Linked DNA regions of Homo sapiens: all the other regions are linked to region 3. Evidence: chromatin contacts called from ENCODE Hi-C or POLR2A ChIA-PET data. All regions are on one chromosome and are shown on one strand. The core of a region is the stretch at or near the end of the contact, and the rest is flanking DNA. Distances in the headings are between cores, read along the strand shown. Region 1 holds the start of NPM3 (nucleophosmin/nucleoplasmin 3). Region 2 holds the start of SUFU (SUFU negative regulator of hedgehog signaling). Region 3 holds the start of HIF1AN (hypoxia inducible factor 1 subunit alpha inhibitor).

Evidence for each region. Hi-C counts contacts between places; a loop is a spot of excess contacts on that map. ChIA-PET counts read pairs that join two places held with the same protein, here RNA polymerase II (POLR2A). Pooled maps may share reads with other maps.
Region 1: a pooled map shows a loop between it and region 3 (4-fold over the local background). The contact joins the promoter of NPM3 here to the promoter of HIF1AN in region 3. A Hi-C loop is called at or near these places in 4 of 50 pooled maps. POLR2A ChIA-PET finds 5 or more read pairs at or near these places in 2 of 52 experiments (B cell and activated B cell).
Region 2: a loop to region 3 is called in a map of CD8-positive, alpha-beta T cell, with 11 times the contacts of the local background. The contact joins the promoter of SUFU here to the promoter of HIF1AN in region 3. A Hi-C loop is called at or near these places in 1 of 168 maps with a recorded cell type or tissue (CD8-positive, alpha-beta T cell), 4 of 37 single-sample maps with no recorded cell type and 8 of 50 pooled maps.

The regions. Positions count from the first base shown.
Region 1 is chr10:101,781,933-101,784,747 of GRCh38, forward strand. NPM3 (nucleophosmin/nucleoplasmin 3) reads right to left here and starts at 1,514. Exons shown (of 6, transcript NM_006993.3): 1 at 1,341-1,514; 2 at 907-992; 3 at 546-665; 4 at 326-419. The coding sequence starts at 1,458. OGA (O-GlcNAcase) reads right to left here. Exons shown (of 16, transcript NM_012215.5): 16 at 2,518-2,815. RefSeq lists an enhancer at 442-1,081.
Region 2 is chr10:102,502,615-102,505,314 of GRCh38, forward strand. SUFU (SUFU negative regulator of hedgehog signaling) reads left to right here and starts at 1,358. Exons shown (of 12, transcript NM_016169.4): 1 at 1,358-1,720. The coding sequence starts at 1,539. It overlaps ACTR1A (actin related protein 1A), which reads right to left and starts at 98. Exons shown (of 11, transcript NM_005736.4): 1 at 1-98. The coding sequence starts at 33. RefSeq lists enhancers at 1-76, 2,545-2,700 and silencers at 427-496, 1,174-1,643, 1,958-2,252.
Region 3 is chr10:100,534,530-100,537,404 of GRCh38, forward strand. HIF1AN (hypoxia inducible factor 1 subunit alpha inhibitor) reads left to right here and starts at 1,414. Exons shown (of 8, transcript NM_017902.3): 1 at 1,414-1,606; 2 at 1,882-2,132. The coding sequence starts at 1,430. RefSeq lists enhancers at 1,174-1,263, 1,334-1,393.

The sequences.
Region 1 (2,815 bases), core at 264-2,763, 1.2 Mb after region 3:
TGGTGTTAGGCTTACAGGGACCATGACCTCCCAGTGCTTATGGGCTAGGTGGGAAGAACCTCAGACCCTAAACTGGGTCACAAAGAGCCAAAGGAGTCTTCATTATTGGAGCTGGAGAAGTTGGGCCATGTTCCATGGAGGAGGTAGGCTTGAGTAGACGGAAAGGAGAGGGCATGTCATGCACAGGGCACAGCGTGGAGGGCACACAGACCTGTACAGGGCTGCACTGGGAGATGAGGGTGGGATGGGGCAGGAGTGCGGAGTGGGGGAAGCCTGATGGGAGAGTCCACTGGAAGCAAAGGAGAGGGCCCTCCCCTCTTCTCACCAATCTGGTGCCGCCCAGTGATCCGCACAGGGCCAGAGCCCGACTTCAGGCGGAAGGTTACAGGTGGTTGGAGCTGGAAGTCATCCAGACTGAGCTGGGAGGAAGACAAGGATGAAGGCCTGGCCCACTCCTAGCCCACCCCACACTGTAATGAGTGCTAACGTCCTCAATCCCCTCACCACCACCACCACCACCACCAAGGCAGAGCTGGGGAACTCACCATGGGTTGGCAGGACAGCTTGAGGTTGGCCACAGGGACTGCGATCTCCTGATGGTCATGGTTCCGGGCCACAACTTCTACCACATTACACTCGTCTTTGGCTCCCTCGGTGAGGCAGAGCTGGGAACGGTACACAGGGCCTCAGGGTCTCCTCAAGTGAGGGTTGACACCACAACTAAAGGCATCTACCCTAGCACCTGCCCAGCCTCAGAGGTCCCGGTTCACCTGGCCAGGGGAGCCGCCCATGCCGGGGGGTTAGGCTGAGGATGTGTCTCCAAGTAAAGGGGATCCGGAGGTTGGGTAGAGACCTATATTGCCTGCCTGGGCTTATTCATTAAAACCCCACTCCCCTGCCCCTCACCATGGTTAGTGCCAGCACGTGCTCCGCATCATCCTCTTCCTCTACCTTAAAGGTGAAGGAGCGGGTGTGGCCGGAGAGCTCACAGCCTGGTAGAAATAACAGTGAGTATGCCTGAGCGTGTGTACGGGGCTGGGCAGCGGGGGATGTCACCAACCCGCCGTCACGTGTAACCTTGGGCGGACGGGTCATTTACACGTCCACCTCCGTCTCTTCTCTCAGAACACCTGGGACGCTCTGCCGTGGGCCCCGCCCAACACATCTGGGGCAGGGATCTCGCCACCCCCTTTGGCTGTGCGTGCGAGGCCCCCTCTCCTGCGGGAACAGCGAAGCAGCCCTCCGCCCACACCCACGCCTTGAAACCCTCCGCATTCCCGCCTCACATCCCTACCTCTTACCGCCCCAGTACCACCCTCAGCCTCTCCCTTCACTAATACCGAAGAAAAAACTGTCCATAGTGACCGGGGCCGGGACCCGTAGGCCCCCGACACCCCCGGCCCGCGTTCGGCTCTCCTGACTCAAAAACGCTAAGGCAGCTGCAGTACCGGCGGCCATGCTGTAAGAGCCTTCTTCAAACTCCGCCCCCGACACGCACAAAGCCGGGGACCCTCGGCCAGTTCCGGCCCCGCCCATTAAAGGAGACGCACAGTCCTGGAAAAGAAAAGGCGCCGAGACCCCGCAGCCCTACCCGGAGCCCGCAGCTTCTGCTCATATTTTATCAAGACCGAAGAGAAAGGAAGTAACATCACAGAAGAATGGATTTGGGGTTTATGTTAACATCCTTGCTCATTTCCACGACCATGAGGGTGTCCACTTCCCCAAGCTCCTCGCTCTGTGTCGGAAGAGTGTCTCCCACTCTTCCAACCCAGGGTAAGCTTTCGTTAAAGGAGTTATAGATATAAAAATGTAAACCCTTCTTACTCCTCCCAGCAAAGGTGGGGTTCAGGGCAGTGCTTTTCTGCTACAAGCAAAGGAAATGCACTCAGATTGTCTTTGCCTCAAGAGAGCCGAGGAGCCTTAGGAATTTCCATCCCAACACGTCTGTCCTGTCTGTCCTCTCGGCTAAGCCTCTCTTAATTCTTCCTGCTCTAAAGACCCCGCAACTTGCTATGCCTTCACTGAGACTTAGCTGCTGGCACTTGCTAGCAGAGGACTAGTTAGCTCATGTGTGTTGGCTGTTCCTGGCCCACCCACGCTTTTTGAGCTTTTAATTCCAAATCATCCAGGAGTATCTTTGCGCCGTGGATTATTTTGTCAGTTTATGCTACTCGCGCCATCTTTCGCCTTTTAAGAATCAGGCAAACTGTGTGCTTTCTATCCTAATAGATGGCAAAACTCAAACTAGAGGCCCTATTTCACATCCAGGTTATAACTGTGGCAAGAGGGTGGGGTGGCTTGGCTAAAAACTAGTCTACTTTTCTTAGCTCTTGTCTTAATGAAAATCTGGAAGTCTTACTGGTGATGGAGGTAGGGGAGGGCTGCCTTCAAGATCCAATCTCTAACTTGGAACAGCTGTGGAGAGGAGAGAATACCTGCTTGTAGGTGAGGCATGAAAGAGGAGAAAAGGGAGGGGGCAGACAGGAAATAGATTCACACAATACAACACGACAAGCATTCACTTCAAGTTTTATTTTGCCTCTTGCATGGTCTTTTACAGTTCGTTTTCTACAGGAACTGAGCTCTGATCCAAACAATCAATAAAAATGTAATTCCAACCTTAATATTCATAACCAGGAAATAGCATAGCACTTCATGATCCTAGAGTGATGAAAGCAAGACCAGGGCATCTGTTTCACAGTCACCTGTGACCAGACCAGCCAACATGATTACTAAAAGCCAAGATAAAACCAAAAGCAAACTTGCTAAAAAATCCTGAATTCCATGAGGTTAACTCTGAAATCCTCCAAACAAA
Region 2 (2,700 bases), core at 108-2,607, 2.0 Mb after region 3:
AGGCTGGTTGGCGATCACATCGTAGGACTCCATGGCAGAGGAATCTCTCCTTCTGGGGAAGGAACTGCCCAGCCGGGTCCGCCGCTAGCGCCACTGACACGCATGCGCAGTCTAGCCGCCGGTTCAGGGCGGCGAGGGAGCGGCCCGACCTCGCCTCTGAAGAACTACAATCCCCAGCAAGCTTTGCGCCTGGGTTAGCGATCTAGCTTGCTTTGTTGCCCGCCTAGTTTAAGATTGGGAGTCGCATTTCCAATGCGCAGTACCCTGGGATTTGTGGTCTCCCTAGATTAAACAGCCAGAGACACAGGTTGATGGTCATGTTGCATGCCTGGATCTGTAGTCCCTTTGAAGGAGTTCGCAGTGCATGCTGAGGTATGTAGTCTTCTCGAGTACTTGTCTGTAGTTCGGTTTGGATTGGTCGTAATTCATGGATGTTTGGATTTTGCAGATCAGCCCTGCCACTCCCCCCGACGTTCCCTTAGACAATATAAGGTTCTCATGTTTTTATTTGGGTCTGTAAGACTTTAATAAACATCTCCTAGCACCTCACACTCTAACAAAAAGGAAATGTTAACACACGTACGCGAGAGGACATATTCCTACAACAAAGGAAAACAATTTAAATTGCATAAAATTAGCTTTAAGTTTAAAAACCTGTACATTGTCGTTGCCTTTTGCATTTTCTTTTTTTCTGCATAACAGGCTAACATTGATCCGAAGATTGGCAATTGGAACTACTGGTATAGGTAATCTTTTGGTCATTAAAACATCATCTAAGGGTTTCAGAAACTGCTCGAGTATCTCTTTAATTTTCATAACGAGCTAGAATTGACACTGATGGTTGAGAAAATGGAGGTGAAGAGAGGTTATGTGTCACTGCTTTCAAATGAGCCCAGTGCATTTTTTTCTCTGGATTATGTTCTCCCCCAGCCCCCTTGAAATTTCAGGGACCTTTTTGTCAATAGCCCTAGAAAACATTAGATTTATTATCATCTATTAATACTAACGCCCCATGGATGAATGAATCAATCCATTGTCAGATTTATGTTTAAATCCTAGTTAGCAGCGCGTCAGCAAAACAGTAACAAATCCTTTGTTGGCGCACTTCTCGCTGCTTTCGTGGGACCTTAGCACCTCAGAGGGTGCTCAGCATCTCTAAACTTGGGTTCCTCCTAACACTAGGGGGAGACCAAGAGCCTTGGGACACTCCCAACACAGGGAGGGGAGGCGGGGCCTATTGTCAAGTCACACCTTCCCTGCCTGTGACTGGCACAGACATTAGCCAATGGGTGCTTGGATAGGGTGCGCCGGCGCCCCGCCCCCCTTAGCGCCCCGCCGCCCCGAGGCACCCTCTGGCAGACTCGGCGGCGGCGACAGCCTGGGCGGACAGTGCGCCGTGCGCAGGCGCGGAGCTAGACCTCGCTGCAGCCCCCATCGCCTCGGGGAGTCTCACCCACCGAGTCCGCCCGCTGGCCCGTCAGTGCTCTCCCCGTCGTTTGCCCTCTCCAGTTCCCCCAGTGCCTGCCCTACGCACCCCGATGGCGGAGCTGCGGCCTAGCGGCGCCCCCGGCCCCACCGCGCCCCCGGCCCCTGGCCCGACTGCCCCCCCGGCCTTCGCTTCGCTCTTTCCCCCGGGACTGCACGCCATCTACGGAGAGTGCCGCCGCCTTTACCCTGACCAGCCGAACCCGCTCCAGGTTACCGCTATCGTCAAGTACTGGTATGCTCTGGGCCGCGGGGAGACGGACAGGCGCGGGCTGGAAAGGGTTAAAGCGCCGAGGGCGAAGTAATTTGTGGGAGGTGGGAGGAGGGGTAGAGAATGGTTAAAGCACTCAGAAGGAGGGCTTCTTGCTGCGAGGGAAGGAGTTAAGGCTCAAGTTGGGAATGGGGACAAAGGGGTTAACGGAGCCCGTGGGTACTGAGGGGTTAACCGGGATTAGGAGAATAGAGTGAGGACTGGGGGTGTGTGTAGGAGCAGAGGGGGGAACGGCAGGAGCGAGGGAACTGTAAACGTGGTGAAAAGAGGGGGCGCCTGTAGGGGGTCATTAGTGGGCGAGGGGAAGCCAAGCGGGGGCGGCCGAAGTGGGATGGGAGAGGCGAGGCGGGGCCTGGGGAGCATTTGAGAGGGCTTTGGAGGAGCGAAGCCGAAGAAGCTCAGAGGGCACGAGACTGCATAGAATGGGGGGTTCGGGGGGCCCAGGGCTCTCCTGTGGTGGGTAGGAGGGCCAAAGATGAGGGCCTGGTGCTTGTGGAGAGAGGAGGAGGTCTCCTTTTGATACCTTCCCGATTAGCTCAGACGTCGTATCAGGGCAAAGCTTTTGCTTTTGAAGTTTGACGGAGCAGCTCTTCCTGATAAACTTTTTGCTTACTCTGCACTGTTCTCTTTCTCCGTGCAGAGCTTCCTCCTAGCTCTGCAGTTGCTTCGCTTTAGGGCATTAGGTAGAGAGAACCATGGTTTGGCTTAGGATTGAAGGGGCCGACAGCTTCCCACCTCCAGTTGGAAATAAATGGTGGAGACTCTGGGACCCCAGCAGGGAGGAATTGTGCAGTGGGACATTAAGAGGAGCTTCTCGGCCATGGCCTGCAGTTTCTCCGGGGAGCTGAGAGTAACCCTCAAGTAGCTTTAGGGTAGGAATGGTCTTTTCTAATTTCCCATTCCTGTTTGCAGCCTGTTTCTTCCTTCAGCATTTGGGCAGAACA
Region 3 (2,875 bases), core at 164-2,663:
CCCTGCAGCCTCAAACACTTCCACAGAGGTAGCCCTATTATCGGTTTGGTGTAGCATGGTTACTATGTAGCATAATTACATAGTTAAGCCAGTGCATTCATTTCTATTACTGCATAACAAATTACTGTAAATTTAGCAGCCCAAAACACCAATTTATTTTCTCACATATTCCATGAGTCCAGGTACTGGTTGGCTGAGTCCTCAGCTCAGGGTCTTATCAGGCTGAAATCAAGGTGTTGGCTGGGTTAGCGATCTCATCTGAGGCTCCGTGTGTGTCCTTTCCCAAGTTCAGTGGTTGTTGCCAGAATTCAGTTACTTGCATTTGTAGGATTAAGGTGCCCACTTTCTTGTTGGCTGTCACCCAGGAGCCTTTCTCAGCTCCTAGAGTCCACCTGCCATTTCCTGCCATATGGCAGTTTGCTCCTTCAAGGTGAACAGGACAGCTGTGCTGTGGCTTCAAATCTCTTAGATTCTGTCTCTGACCTCTAGCCCTGATTTAAAGGGCTAGAGTGATAAGATGAAGCCCACCAGGATAAATCACCTCTTTTTGACTGCCTTAAAGTTAATTGATTAGGGACTTTAATTACATCCTTGTCATATAAGCTAACCTAATTACAGGAGTGATGCTCTATCATATTCACAGTCGTGTTTTCTTTTAAGGGGAGAAATGTATACAGGATGTGTACACCGTAGGGTACAAATCTTGGGATACATCTTAGAATTGGGCCTCTCACAGCCAGCCATAAGAACTGTCCAAGTAAGCAATAGAGGTATTAATATGGCCTTTTATAATCAGTATAGATTGTTTGAAAATGTGAGATGTCCATGGTTGGCCTCTAATAACATTCGATTCACGGCAAACATATATTCAAGTAGGAGACATGGTGATATAGGCAGAAAAATCAAATGATGCTAAACAAAAGAAAACTGTCTTTGATTTTGAAAGAATTCAACTTGCTGTATATCTTTTGCCTAAGCCTTCAGTCAGCCTTTGCTCTACATCTACCAATGTGATCACTGCTTTTCCTTCTGACTTCTTTAGGTGGGTCAAGAGTTTGCTTTTCTCCCCATTCATGAGTGTAAAGTTTAATGCCTAACTGAACTTGCTTCCTTCTTTGACTCTTGTGTAGACTCGGGCACATGGGGCAACTTTTTTTGTGTTTTGCTCTACCAGGTCGTCCCTATTCCGTGGGACTAGTGTCTAGCCCCATTTCTTCAGCAGTGGAGCCTAGGATGTAGAGCTGCATACTACCATTAGGAGGCGCACCCTCAGGCCTCGGCTCCGCGTTCTTTATGTCTCTGGACCGCTCTCTCTCGCAGCTCATCTCTATGGTTTCCGTTGGGTGTGTGGTTTTTTTGTTTTTTTTTTTTTGGGGTCCGGAATAGGCGGAGCTTCCGGTTCCGGTGGGGGCCGTCCCTGGCGGCGGAGATGGCGGCGACAGCGGCGGAGGCTGTGGCCTCTGGCTCTGGAGAGCCCCGGGAGGAGGCTGGAGCCCTCGGCCCCGCCTGGGATGAATCCCAGTTGCGCAGTTATAGCTTCCCGACTAGGCCCATTCCGCGTCTGAGTCAGAGCGACCCCCGGGCAGAGGAGCTTATTGAGAATGAGGTGGGGGGCGGGGCCGCGTCTAAAGGGAGAGGAGGAAGGTACCCGGTTGAGAGGTCAGAGGTGAATGGTGAAAGAGATGGGAGACTGGCAGGGCTCTAGACTAGGGCCTATGGGAAGATGGAGAGAAAGGCGAGGAGATACGGAACTTAGGGGTTCGTGCTGATTAACAGGAGAAATTATTCTGAAGTTGAGAAGTAGTTGGGATCATGGAGGCCAACCCACCGGCTCCTTGGCATTACTTCATTTGGTGTTTTTCACCTGTTGTTTTCATTTAGGAGCCTGTGGTGCTGACCGACACAAATCTTGTGTATCCTGCCCTGAAATGGGACCTTGAATACCTGCAAGAGAATATTGGCAATGGAGACTTCTCTGTGTACAGTGCCAGCACCCACAAGTTCTTGTACTATGATGAGAAGAAGATGGCCAATTTCCAGAACTTTAAGCCGAGGTCCAACAGGGAAGAAATGAAATTTCATGAGTTCGTTGAGAAACTGCAGGATATACAGCAGCGAGGAGGGGAAGAGAGGTAAATTCCGAAAGCTTAATTTTCTGTTGGATTTAGGACACTCATTTTTCTTTCCTATACTTGTTTGAAGGTGTGGCAGAATTGGGTCAATTAGAGATTGGCCTCTCCCATCTCTGGATTCCAGTTGAAGGAGTAGTCTGGTCTTCCAGCCTTTAAGGGGTTTGAGTTCTTAGTGGTTCTTGGTGCTACAGCCAGCTAGTTCTGTAGCTTGAGGGATGAGGGAATGATTAAACTTGAGCTATGAATCTCTGGGTTCCCATCTTCTTCCTCATAAAGAGTTAGTTGCCTAGAAGGGTCAGGCAGGTGAATGGAAGGAGTAATATCGTCTGTGTGAAATCAGTGATGAGGCTGAAGGCATAAGCCTTGTTCAAAGTGAGAAGCCAAGGCCGGCGGGGGTGGCTCATGCCTGTAATCCCAGCACTTTGGGAGGCCGAGGTGGGAGGATTGCTTGAGTCCAGGAGTTCAAGACCAGCCTGGGAAACGTGGTGAGAGCTAGTCTCTGCAAAATTAAAAACTAAAACAAAAAACCATGGTGAGAGGTCATTACTTGACTCTGCTTGCTTCAGTTTTGGAGTGCAGTTCTAGGGTTGGGAGATATTCCGATTTTCAAGAGAAGTTCAAAATCAGGATTTTTATTTAAAATCTTTTGACTTTAAATGGAGCAACTAAATCAGATTTAAAGAAAAAAAGTTGCAGGGGGCCAAACAAAAATGTTTGTCACTGGATTTAGCTCTGAAAATGCC